Regions from separate parts of the Homo sapiens genome. Here regions 2 and 3 are each linked to region 1. A link is a contact called in ENCODE Hi-C or POLR2A ChIA-PET data. All regions are on one chromosome and are shown on one strand. The core of a region is the stretch at or near the end of the contact, and the rest is flanking DNA. Distances in the headings are between cores, read along the strand shown. Region 1 overlaps DST (dystonin). Region 2 overlaps DST (dystonin). Region 3 overlaps DST (dystonin).

Region 1 (4,172 bases), core at 854-3,353:
ATTAACATTAGAGGCTATAACATTTATAGTAGCTGTCTAAACCAAATTTTTGGGGAAAAATAAACCAGTCCGGTTCTGCTCTATATATGAGCTCTTACATGTCATCCAGGTAAGACTTTGGAATGTGATTTCAAGTAACAAAGATATATGTAAATTATTGTGACAAATTTTAATAGCACAAATCTTAATGTGAATCAATATAAAAATCAGTTCAATAAAAAAGGAATTTAGTTATTAAATAAGTGGTGTATACTTGAACTCAATTAACTAGGGAATATTTTCCCATAGCACTGTTTACTTCCGAACTGTGTCATGGCCATTTTCTCATTCACATTCCCATTCTAGTGTAAGTGGTGTAAGGACAGTGGTGGCTATGTCTTTACAACATCATTTTTCCAGTGCTTACATGTTGTTTGGCAGACAGTGAGTGCTATTTTTTTGAATCATTTAATTTATGAATGAATTATTTGTGCAGTTTTAAAAATGTACTACCCACCTCAAATGTGAGGTTATATGTTGCTCCTCTTAGCTTTTCATAAGCCTAGAATAATATTGTGCTAATGATTCAGAGTTAGAGTCTAAGGTGAACTGAATTAGAGCCATTCTTTATTATGAAAAGTTCTGTAAGGATCTTAGAGTGTTTAGAGAAAGGCACTCAGAGATCTCAAGGAAACTTTATTATTCATATTGCCATGAATAAGTAGTTTTCTAAGCTTACATATCAAGAGAGCGGCAGCTGGGAGTAAGACTCTTGGCCTCTACTATTTCCCAGTCTAGTGCCCAATCCACTGTTCAAGCGTGGTAAGTATGAGACCATTTTTCTTTCTCTTATCAGTGCCTTATTACAGCCTGTGTGCTTGAACACCACAGAATCAGGTGCTTGTTGAAATATTTCACGTCTTGAACATGAAAAATTGGCATTGATATTGTGATGTGGATGGATATTTTTAAATCTCTTTTTCTTTATAGATAGTCATATATCTAGTCAACTTAATGATGGCCACATACTGAGTTGCATCTAATAATCTAATAATTGTTGAATGGATGAGTTACCGATAGAGTTTTCATTATGAAAAGATTTTTTTAAAAAAGATTCAACTCTTAGATTTATCGAATGAATATTGAGATAACGTTTTCTCATTAAAGGCACAAAAGTTTCCTCCCACATCTTTTCTGTAAAATTAACAAAGAAAGTATAAAGTTGTTTTTACTAGAACTGCCTTCTTCATTTGGAGTTAGCACAGTTTTGTTCATGTTCAAATGATTATTTTATGAGATTGAAGAAAGACCGCTTCATTTGTAACTGACACTCTGACGATGTTTCTTATTTTGTAAAATAGAGAATGTTTAGATTTTATTTAAATAAAACTATTAAATTTCCTACAAAGACTAAGAGTTGGCTTGCTGAATTTATTTTCAAACAGTATTTTTAGAAGGGTGTTCAGTAGATAAAAATCTGTGGAGGTGATTTTGTTTATTAAATATCTGGAGTCAGTGAGTACCACTCTTGGGCCTTGTGTTAACCTCAAGAGTACTGTATGGTTATTAGTAACTACTAATATTCATGTCAGCAGTGCTGAGAGCCCCTCACTGGTAGGAATACTTTACTCTGGAGAACAGTTAGATTTGAACTTGGGCTTCAAAAGGGAACGGCAAAACACTCTCGACTTCAAAGTGATCTGCACTTTGCATCGCAGATACTGCTGAAGCATCAGATTCTTCAGTGTAAAAGTGCGGTTTCAACTGAAGGATAGGGACCTATGTAGCCCCCCTTTTCCCATTTAGTATTCAAATGAGTGCGGTCTCTGGACCTTCACAAAATAATTTCTTCGCGGATCTCCCGGTGCCAGGTTCTGCCTCCGCAAGCCCTACGGATCCCCTCCCATTTTGAAGTAGTCGGCGGGGTTTCCGCGGTGTTTGAACCTGAGCTGTCCCTCTCCCCAGTGGCCGGACTCGGCCTGCTTTGCGCTGATGTCACCACAAGCTGTTACATTGCAGCCTCTCGGCTTCGAGGTACCTCCCACTGAAACCGCTCGCCGACTCCCGGGAAGAAGCGAAAGATGACTGCGAAGTTAAGTCACGGGAGGGCGTAGCACCGAAGTGGTAGAGAGCTGCGGCTCCGGAACGCCCGGCAGGCCCAGAGACGCAGCAGATGGTGCCTGAAGAGAGAGGGCGTTGCTGCAAGCGCCCTGGCTGGAGAGCATGCCTGCCCGGCACCGTGCTGCCCTGAGGAGCCGCGGACAGCCCCGGAGCTCCCTTCCGGAGTTCTTTCTGCTGCCTCCACCGCCACCGTCTCTCTCTAGCCCCAGCTGAAATGAAGGCCATACCGCGGCCACAGAACTTGGTTCAGTTTCAAAGGCTAATGTAGTCCCTGGGTTTTCTGCTCAATGTGAATTACGCTGCCTGTGCCTTAGAGGAAGCCGCGGAGCTCTTCGTTGCTGCAATTGCCTCAGGTGGAATAAGCCTTCCTAAGGAGGACCAGATAAGAATCTTTGGAAATGGCTTTTTTTTTTTTTTTTTTTTTTTTTTTAAAGAAGCTTAGTAGTACACCATGCTTTCTGTTTACTTTAAACGGTTGCTGGATTGTACTGCCCTGGGTGTCTAAAAGTCTGGTGTTTTTTTCTTTCTTCCTTTGAGTAGTTCTGAATAGCATTGAAGAAGCTTAAAACAGGAAGAAAACCTGCCTTTTCAATCAAGTTTATTTATAGCTACTCCCCCCTCCAAAAAAAAAAAGTAAAAGAAAAATGTAACTTTCTCATAACGTTAGACTTAACTTATTTTTCTCTGAAGATTTGTTCTGTGCCTTGATGTGAACAATACCAGGTCCCTGTGTTTGTCTTTTAAATTTCTGGAGCATGGTTTATTTACCAGAATGGTGGAGTTCTGCAAGCCATCTTTAAGTGGATTACAGTTAACCAGAGCTCTGCCGAAATTAACATTCAGGCTGTTAAAATGCTTGCTCATTTGGAAATTTTAATCTGGAAATATCAGACTAAAAAGGGAAATGGACTGACAATGGAATGTTCTGAGTGTTTGAGCCACTGTTAAGTGTGTGTTTGTTTATTTTCTGTGTTTTGGAGTGTGTGAACGGGGACTTTGGGAGCTGGGAAAGGTGGACAAAGGAGATTTTTGTTCTCTGTTATTGATGCACTTTATTGTTTAGAATCATCCTAAAATCAACCAGGTAAAAGGATAGTTGCATTTATACTGATGCACTGCTGATGACCTTAAACACCTCATGTATTATGAAATATATTATTTGAGCATGTGTCTTTATGCTAAAGACACTCCATAGCTCTGTTCAGAAGTATACTTTTTTGGAAGATGCTTTATCTTATTTCTTATCTGTGTCAAGAGCTGCAATATTTGTTTTAACTATCTGCAAAATGGGGAAGCCACTCAGCAGACCAGACTGTTTACGTCAGAATCCCCCATGTGTAGGGAAGGGTGAAGAAGAGGAGGACCTAAATATCGAAGACTGTTACGTCCCACAGCGGTCAATCTATGATACTGTTAGACTAAATGAACAGATAGACTCTGGTTCAAAAGGTAGTCTATCTTCCAGGCATTTTACAGATCGAACTTTACCCTACAGTCACAGAACACTGGATGTTAGTTCTTTATGCTCTAATGGTGCCCTTACTTCTTCCAGTGTATTTGAGCTGAGAGGTCGGGAAGCTAACAAACTAGATGAAAAGATGATCTTTGATGCACTCAAACTAAATAGTGATATCATTCGAACCACAGGATTACCTAAAGCCAAATCTCATGCGGAAAAGAAAGAGCATAGACGGTCATGGCGAATGTTTGTCCCGGCCAATTTTATGGATTATGCAAACAAAAGTGAAAGCTCTTTTGTTGAACCTGCTGATATGTCAGATGCTGTTACCAAGGCCAGCAAGTGCAGATGGGGTACTAATTCTCTCACTTCGGAGGAGGATGACTCTGGTTTATGTAGCCCTCCAGCAGAGAGGGAAGAAAAACAGGGCATTTTAACTGGAGACCAGTCACGAATTAAAAGTTTGTCTTCTACTGAAGATATTCTTGTAACAGACCAATACAGACCATTTTTTTCTGTTAATTCCATTAGCGAACAGAAAATCCCACTGCTTTCATGTCAAAGTGCCCACCCTGATGAAAATTTCAAAATGATTTTACATGATGTTTCTCCA
Region 2 (4,172 bases), core at 711-3,210, 60 kb after region 1:
ATCAAAGGTAATATTCAAGGTGTCCAACTAAGTGTAAGGTCCAAAATAATGACCAAATGATATAAAGCAACTTAGCCTTGGAAACAATATGAAGCATAGTACTAATGTAGAATAGTTGTATTGGAGTTGACTTTATATAAAAATGTCTTACATCACTCTACTTAAATTCATCTTGTATTTCTTCTCTCTAGTATCTGAGTTCAGAAAACTTATTCCATTTATAATGTTCTCTTTATATTGGTTATGCTATTTTGATCTTACCATTCTTTTTAAAAGTCTTATTACATATTTATTTTTCCTTTTTTCTTTCTATTCTATCATTATACCCATAAGAGAGTTTGTTACACCTGAAAAGTGAAACAAACTAAATTAAAATAAAATAAAAGAATAAATAAAGAACATTGGTCAAGTCTACAAAAGTTAAAAATTTAAAAATCACATGGCTTTGCTTATATTGAAATAAATGTTTTGTGTATGGTTAATACAAACTTCTCTATTTCCTGGCATTTATTCAATGAGTAATGAATAGCGTAATGTTACTTTTTACATAAATGCCATTTCTGTAAACTCACTGTCTAAATATTTACTACTCTAGGTAATTGCCAGATCTTTTATATATTAAAGGTCATCAAGAATGAATTAATCATTTAGCATTAGTAATACAACTGGAAGGCTCAAGAAGTTCAAGTATGTAAAAATGCTTTGGAAAGTCTTCTGAAAACTATTGGACTAGTCCTATCATAAATGGGATATTTAGATACTGTACCATTTGCATGTGTGCTTGTGTGTGTGTGAATGTGTGTATTGGTGTATACGTGTGTGTTTGTGTCTTTCTGCAGGCACATCTCATTTTAACTGTTAGAGTTGAATCAGTCAAATAATCACTTTTGTGATAGGCTCACTTTTGTGAATGATCTGAGTATCAGAATAGAAACCTATAGATATGGCCAAATGGTAATATTCATTTATGATGATTTTTTTAAAAACACATTAATTTTATTGTGACAGAATGTTGGTTATTAATGTTTGAAAGATCTAGTTGCATACACAGACTCTTGGATCAAAAATAAAGAGCTCTGGGCTCACTTCTTAGATCAGTCTGTGGCCAAAATAAATGAATTTAATTCCTGGCACATCAGTTTGTCAAAATTAGGCAGGAAAAAAAAAAAAAAAAAAAAAAAAAAAAAAGCAAACCCAGAAGCTTTTCCTCTAAGGTGAAAGACAAGGATTTAAGCCTCTAAAATTTGACATTATGAGTTAGTACCTAAGATATTATGAAAGACCAAGGAGTGTTATAGGAATAAAAGACCATCTGCCAACTTCCTATGGAATTCCCTGCCATTATCTCTAAGACATCCGTGGTACACACATCAAGATTGCTTAGTCCTCTGTTAGGTTCTTAGATACATCTCTTAGAGTAGTGCCAAAGCCAGCATCCACTTGACATTCACACTAGTGATTTGAGAGAAATTGGGACACCATATTAAAGAATCATTAAGAAAAGGAATTTGTTGCATTGTTTTATGAAATTGAAATAATGAAGGCTGGCTGCCATTATTTAAATCCAATATGTCATTTTAAAATAAGATAATCTTATCTTGTTTTCTCATGAGAATGTGACAGGACTGAACAAATTTATACAAGACTCTTCTTGATGGTGCTCAAATAGGAGCAGTGTGTCATTTATCTTCTGAAGATGCTGCCAGAAATATGGTTATTAAACTGTAGGTCTTAGATATCTTTACATGATGTTATGTGCACATATATATCTCAAACAGTATGTGTTGCTGTTTTGGTTTTGTAATTAAAATTAATTTTTCAAAATATGGTCTTCTTAGGCCTTCCAAAAAGAGTTGGGGAAGAGGACCAGCAGTGTGCAGGCCCTGAAGCGCTCAGCCCGAGAACTCATAGAAGGCAGTCGGGATGACTCCTCCTGGGTCAAGGTCCAGATGCAGGAATTAAGCACACGCTGGGAGACCGTGTGTGCACTTTCTATATCAAAGCAAACACGGTTAGAAGCAGCCCTGCGTCAGGTAAAAACCATGTAAATGAGAGCTGGGTGTAATGGGAAAAGTATTGAAACCTCAACAAGAACTATTCTAGTAAAAAATTGTGAGGCCCTCGTGTCTCAATCAGGACAGTCTGAAGAAGGAAATTCTAATAGCAACATTGCCTTGATCCTTCTCCCACCCTCCCTCATGAATTTAAATTACTGCTAGAGGGAGGCATTCTAATCTTCACATACAAGTGCTGCGTGAGTAATGTCTCAGCTTGGAAGTATGATGGACTGCCATTCATCTAAAATCAAGTTGTTAAAGTGGTAAATTTTTCTTCATATAGGCTTTTTTTTTAATATATTAAGTGTTTTCTTGTAAAATATGTGTATCTCTATCTTCTTAATGGGAGTAATGAAGCAATTAAATTTAAAACTTTTTTTTTTTCATTGAAGGGATGAATCCACTATACAGTTTTGTAAATTGTGCTAACAGGCATATTTGGGAATTTTGTTTGGGGTGTGTGTGTGTGTGAACTCTTAGGCAGAGGAATTCCACTCGGTGGTACATGCCCTCTTGGAGTGGCTGGCTGAGGCGGAGCAAACCCTGCGTTTCCATGGTGTCCTCCCAGATGATGAGGATGCTCTCCGGACTCTCATTGATCAGCATAAAGTGAGTAATATATAAATGCTATGTAAAGCTAAATTAGAAAATCAAAGCAGGGAAAATAGACTCGGGATTACAAATATCAACTGCATGAATATTTTCCTTCCTGAGAAATACTTAAACACCTGATACATTTGAGAGTGTACTTCTGTCCACATTGCTTACATATGTATGTCCCCATGCACCCACACACATGTATGTGTACCTGTCTTTTGATGTTTCCTTTTCAGGGAAGGTAGTTACTCTGTTTCCTATCTCAAGGAAGCATATTGATTTATCTAGGCTTTTTGGCTTTTGACCAAAATTGGTCAAGATTGTTGCAGTTATCATGTGGATTTCAAAAATAAAACCTCTTTAACGAGCAGTTTGGCATTTATAAAATTATACCCGTAGGATTGTAAATTAGTAATTTTGCCCTTTGTAAACAAGACACACAGGTAATTTAATAACTCATCTTTGAATCTATTTTTAAGCCTCTGCTGCTTCTGTTTTTAATCAAGAGCCTTTTAAATCCTTTTTAGAAGAAACCTATAGTATACATTAAAAACTTTAAAAATGAATTTCATAAGCCAATATTCTATTGAATAACTAACCAAGTCTAAATCTGGCTATTGAGTTTTCAAATCAAGATCTTTCCTGCGGCAATGCATGAAACTTGCCAAAACCCTTCAGAGAGTAATCCAAATATCTCTTAACAAATGTTTTTTAACCTTTGACTCAAAAAGTCAAGAATTTGAAATGGTAACGCTCAATGTAGTGTTGATGTCAGCATTTCCTATTAACTTTAAAGGATCTTTTAAACACCAGTAAATAATTTTGTCTTTTGAAGTCAGGCTGGAAATACATCATTAATTCTAGTGTAGCATGGATTACATCATGTGTGGAGACTTGTTATGTTAATTAACACCCTCTATCAAAGATGGGTTGCTGAATCTATAGCGATGAAATATTGCCATGTCATTTAAAAAGTGGTACAAGCTTGCATAGCATTTTCTGGAAGAATGAAATGCTATATATTATATACACCGTTTAAATTTGAAGCTAGAATATAAGAAGAAGACAGTTACATCAAATGTATTATAAATTTTTGAGTCAGTTCAATATTTTGAAAATGTAGTTTATATTATATTACTGTGGGCTTACCATCAGCCAGCATTGAGTTCCATTAACATACTTAGGTTTGGGTCTCAGAGTAGCAATAAATATTTGCTGGACACCACTTAAAGCCCATTGTGCATATCTAACACCCTACAGAAAGGAGCCTATTTGTGGTATCACCACTCTCACACCAGGACCAGGAAACCTCCAGAAGGCACGTATCCAGAGCAGGGGTAGTGGTTTTTACAACAAATTATTTTTAAATAGCATAAAATTACCTGTAATTTTATAAAACATTTCTTAATAATATTTTGCAGTAACACTATTCATTCTTTTCCATCTCCTCTGCTTCCCTTCATACATTCACCATTCACCATTCAAAGAAAAACAGAATATTTAATTTCTTAACACCAG
Region 3 (4,172 bases), core at 449-2,948, 35 kb after region 1:
ACTACAAATGTGATGTGTTTAGGGTTGAAGGGCTGTGTATGCAAATCCCTTGTTAATGTCTTCCTGTGTTTGTGAAATTATTTGGTTGAATACAAAGCGTGCCATTATACATAGACCATGTATAAAGACCATATGTTCAAAGACCATGTGTATTCAGGCCTTTTAAATCAGTAGGTTGAAGCATATTGCTAATAAGGCCATATCTGGGGTTTTTTCCTCATTACTGACTCTGCTACCTTACATAGCATGGATCCTGCATCACATAGCCACAAAAATGGGAACCACTACCACAGCCAGCCATCTTTGAGATACGAGCTGAGGGTCAAAAGGGAGAGCATGTGCGTAGTGGAAATTCACAATGAGAGTACTCTAGAAGCAAGCCCAAAGTACATACCATACATTGTTACATTCCTGGGACTGAACGGACAATTTTACTCTTGATTTGGGGAGCATAAAAGTGTACCTAGGTGATTATTTCACTCCCTTTGGGATTAAGGATAGCCTTAATGAACTTGAAACTTGATAAACTTGGTTCTACTCTGAGCTCACTTTTGTCAGGAAGAACCTTGGTTTGGCAAGAATAGCAGACCCAGAGATATTATGTTATTTGGCATAGACTCTTGGACCCACTGATATCCACTGGACTGGGGTCATTCAAAACTTGGTCCAGTTTTAGATACTTAGCAAATTGGATCACTACTTTCTGTGTGAACTATAACATTCTGCTTTGTTGGTTACGTGGGGCTAACCAGTCGCCTTGTGGATATTGTTTTGCTTCATAGCTGTTCAGGATAAGCTTGACCAAATGGTTTTCATTTGGGAGAACATACACACACTGGTGGAAGAGAGGGAAGCCAAACTACTGGATGTGATGGAGCTAGCAGAAAAGTTCTGGTGTGATCACATGTCATTGATAGTTACCATTAAAGATACTCAAGATTTCATCCGGGACCTGGAAGATCCTGGAATTGATCCTTCAGTAGTAAAACAACAGCAAGAAGCAGCAGAGGTAAGCAGAAAATCTCATTTAAAGTTAGAAAAATAAGTTGTGGCATAATGAAATCCAGATTCCTTGGGTAAATGTTAGGAGTTACTCTGTTAACATTTATATTTGGTTCTGAAAATGGAATGTGCAGTGATACAGTAGGAGATAGAGTATACCCACAAATTTCACTTTGAGATTGTATGTTTAAAACAATTTCTCAGGCCTGCGTGGTGGCTCATGCCTGTATTCCCAGAACTTTGGGAGGCCGAGGTGGGCGGATCACTTGAGGCCAGGAGTTTGAGACCAGCTTGGCCAACATGACGAAACCCTGTCTCTACTAAAAGTACAAAAATTAGTTAAGCGTGGTGGTACACACCTGTAGTACCAGCTAGTTCGAGGGTGAAGCATGAGAATCACTTGAACCTGGGAGGTGGAGGTTACAGTCAGCCAAGATCGTGCCACTATACTCTAACCTGGGCGACAGAGTGAGCCCCTGTCTCAGAAGACAAACAAAAACACAAAACAACAACAACAAAAAATTTCTCTTTATCCTCACTGTTTTTGCCTTATTTCAGGGCCTTATTATCTCTCTCTTTCTTTTTGGCTTCCAAAGTAATCCAAAGTGCAGACTGTCTTTTCCTTGCTAGGCCTCTGACCTTGCTGCCAGTCTTCTCTCTAGATCTGCTCTTACTGTGTTGCTGCCTAAACCCCGTCAGAGGCATCCCCTGCCATCTGGATCAAGCCCAAACTCCCTAGAGCAGGGCATGCAGCTTTTTGCATGCCAGCCTAGCTCATGCCTATGTTTCCAAAGTTATGTTTTTCTCTTGCTCCTTTACCAAACTCCCTCCCTGCTACTGATTAGAAAGGGCGTTTCCCAAAACAAACTGTTTTGCTCTTTCTAGCGTCAGTGCCTTTGCGCATCTTATTTCCTCACTCTAGAATGTCCTTCCTGCCACTCTACTGGCAAAGTCCACTCAGGGTTCAGTTGGATCATTACCCCCATGTAAAACCTTTTCTTGTATACTTAGCAGAGTTAGTGCATCTGTGTTCCCGTAATACTTTATTCATGCAAAGGACTCTGCACATAGTATGGTTTACTGTTGCTTATGCCTCTGTCTTTCCTGCTGTAGTGTGGGCCCCTTGAGGGGAATAGCCATATCTATTTTTCTTTGTATCCCCAGTGCCTGGTTTAGGGCTTGGTTTATGGTTATTCAGTGTTTGTTGAATGAATGAATGTATTTAACCAAGAAGATGAAAGCAAAAGTAGGATACTGCCTTTCTGTTGTGGTATCTTTGTACCTTACAGGTCCTACCTGGTCCTGCCTAGGGTAATGACATAAAATGTAAATCCAAAGCTAGATTATTCTAAATCTACTAACAAATATATTAATTTGTATTGTTTTTGGATTTATATTTTACTTGTCTATGTTAAATGTATATTGGTTTGGAAACCAAAATGTCTTTCTAAGCCTTACAGTATTGTTGATATTTTTAAAAATTTGTTTTGGTATTTGTTAAGGTATTTCTTATTTATCATTTCTTAAATATCTTTATAATAAACATTTGACATTTGTTACTAAAAGGGTGCTGTTTTTCTTTTAAAATATTTCTTGTTGAAAAAATTTATTGCAGAAACTTAGAAAACAGAAAAATGATTAGAATGCCACCTTCTAGAAATAACTACCATTGATATTGTTGTGTACTTTTTAAAGTTTTGATGTGGTTTTGCTTAAAATTCTAAGGCTGTCATTTTCTTATTCTAGACCATAAGGGAAGAAATAGATGGACTACAGGAGGAGCTGGATATAGTTATTAACCTAGGTTCTGAACTCATTGCGGCATGTGGGGAGCCTGATAAACCCATTGTCAAGAAGAGTATAGATGAGGTACAACTGGCTTACTTATCAGAATGGCTTTTAAAAAGTTTTTAGTTAACTAAAATATTTTGTTAACAGTAGTTGAAAGTTTAAAATATGGCACTAAAAGAATTCTAACATACATCTTGTAGTTAAATTCAGCATGGGATTCTCTAAATAAAGCTTGGAAAGACCGGATTGACAAACTTGAGGAGGCAATGCAGGCTGCCGTTCAGTACCAGGATGGACTGCAGGTAAGGGGATTACAGTGTATGTGCTGGTCTTAGCTGGAAGGAGGAATCGTACTAATTGATGTCTACATATTGGCACCACCTCAAGATCTGCCAGTGCATATGCAATTGTGGGCAAATTATTCCTGCAGTTGCCTGTGTATCTCATTTCATGTTTTGTCTTTTAGAAGATATTTCTGACCTTTCAGATATGTGTAGATTTATATACACATCTAAACACATTTCTGTATACACATTCAGTGAAATTTACTTTGAAAAGAAATATTTTGATTTTTTTTAAGTGAAAGTAAATGTTCTCACACAGTGTTTTTTATAAATGGCTCAGCACCAGACAGTGAAATGGAACTAAATGTGAATTCTGTTCTGAGTGGAATAAGATGAAAGGAGTAAACACTATCTAAAAATATCACCAAGTTTAACTAAAGTCAGAAGTAAAGAAATTTGATTTGAAGCCAGTGTTCTCCATGTACAAAAATAGATTTCTATTAGGTCATAATCTGGTGTGTAAAAAGTGTTTTCTTCTTTTCCATGTATATAATTTCTTTTAATAGTTGTTTTTCACTTAAGGGTTTTCATTCAGTTCATTAACCATTTATAAGGTTTTTTTTTAATATTAAAAATTATCTTGTCAGTTGAGGCCAACTCGGGTATATTTCTCTCCCTACCTCCCTTAACCTTGCTCCGTTTCCTAACAGACTGGCAGGAGTTTAATCTTTCATCCTTCTTACCATATGGAAAAAGCTTAAGTATTTCCATAACACTAAGTGAATATTATTTTTAAAGCCCAGATGAGAACATCTTTTCCTTTTTTATTATGCCATTCCATTTCTATATTTGTAAAAATAAATGTCACAGCTAGGCTTTATGCCAGCTGAGAAGTTTTTTGAACTTTGGAAATATATGAAAGATTTTACTACAAATAACACTTTATTATATTCTCCCTCCCTCTTCTTTTTTTTTTTTTCTTTTGTAACCTAAGTGATAATTTACTCTATTAGGTATCAATGACAAGTAACTAATTCGGGCTCCAGTCTGTGAGGCTAGGTCATTGTTAAATCATTGAGTTGTAATCTCTTCCAT

What was found. A loop is a pair of places that touch in the nucleus more often than their neighbours do. ChIA-PET counts read pairs that join two places held with the same protein, here RNA polymerase II (POLR2A). Pooled maps may share reads with other maps.
Region 2: a map of HepG2 shows a loop between it and region 1 (7-fold over the local background). The contact joins two enhancer-like sites. A Hi-C loop is called at or near these places in 24 of 168 maps with a recorded cell type or tissue (HepG2, K562, PC-3 and 12 more) and 10 of 50 pooled maps. POLR2A ChIA-PET finds 5 or more read pairs at or near these places in 12 of 52 experiments (AG04449, BJ, Caco-2 and 8 more).
Region 3: a loop to region 1 is called in a map of tibial artery, with 9 times the contacts of the local background. The contact joins two enhancer-like sites. A Hi-C loop is called at or near these places in 28 of 168 maps with a recorded cell type or tissue (Caco-2, HepG2, K562 and 17 more) and 22 of 50 pooled maps. POLR2A ChIA-PET finds 5 or more read pairs at or near these places in 9 of 52 experiments (Caco-2, H1, HEK293 and 6 more).

The regions. Positions count from the first base shown.
Region 1 is chr6:56,540,787-56,544,958 of GRCh38, reverse strand. All of the region lies in intron 61 of DST (dystonin), which reads left to right. Among named protein-coding and RNA genes, the nearest start is that of COL21A1, 300 kb to the right of the region's middle. RefSeq lists enhancers at 1,879-2,298, 2,003-2,768. Within about 2 kb of position 2,103, at least 40 of the 41 ENCODE cell types and tissues checked have a DNase peak (open chromatin) inside an H3K27ac peak, as active enhancers do; they include ascending aorta, heart right ventricle, left ventricle myocardium inferior and 2 more, where a contact is called at or near this core.
Region 2 is chr6:56,480,544-56,484,715 of GRCh38, reverse strand. DST (dystonin) reads left to right here. Exons shown (of 104, transcript NM_001374736.1): 89 at 1,839-2,033; 90 at 2,538-2,666. Among named protein-coding and RNA genes, the nearest start is that of COL21A1, 240 kb to the right of the region's middle. Within about 2 kb of position 1,960, at least 3 of the 41 ENCODE cell types and tissues checked have a DNase peak (open chromatin) inside an H3K27ac peak, as active enhancers do; they include transverse colon, where a contact is called at or near this core.
Region 3 is chr6:56,505,366-56,509,537 of GRCh38, reverse strand. DST (dystonin) reads left to right here. Exons shown (of 104, transcript NM_001374736.1): 75 at 783-1,009; 76 at 2,749-2,871; 77 at 2,994-3,095. Among named protein-coding and RNA genes, the nearest start is that of COL21A1, 260 kb to the right of the region's middle. Within about 2 kb of position 1,698, at least 6 of the 41 ENCODE cell types and tissues checked have a DNase peak (open chromatin) inside an H3K27ac peak, as active enhancers do; they include ascending aorta, heart right ventricle, left ventricle myocardium inferior and 1 more, where a contact is called at or near this core.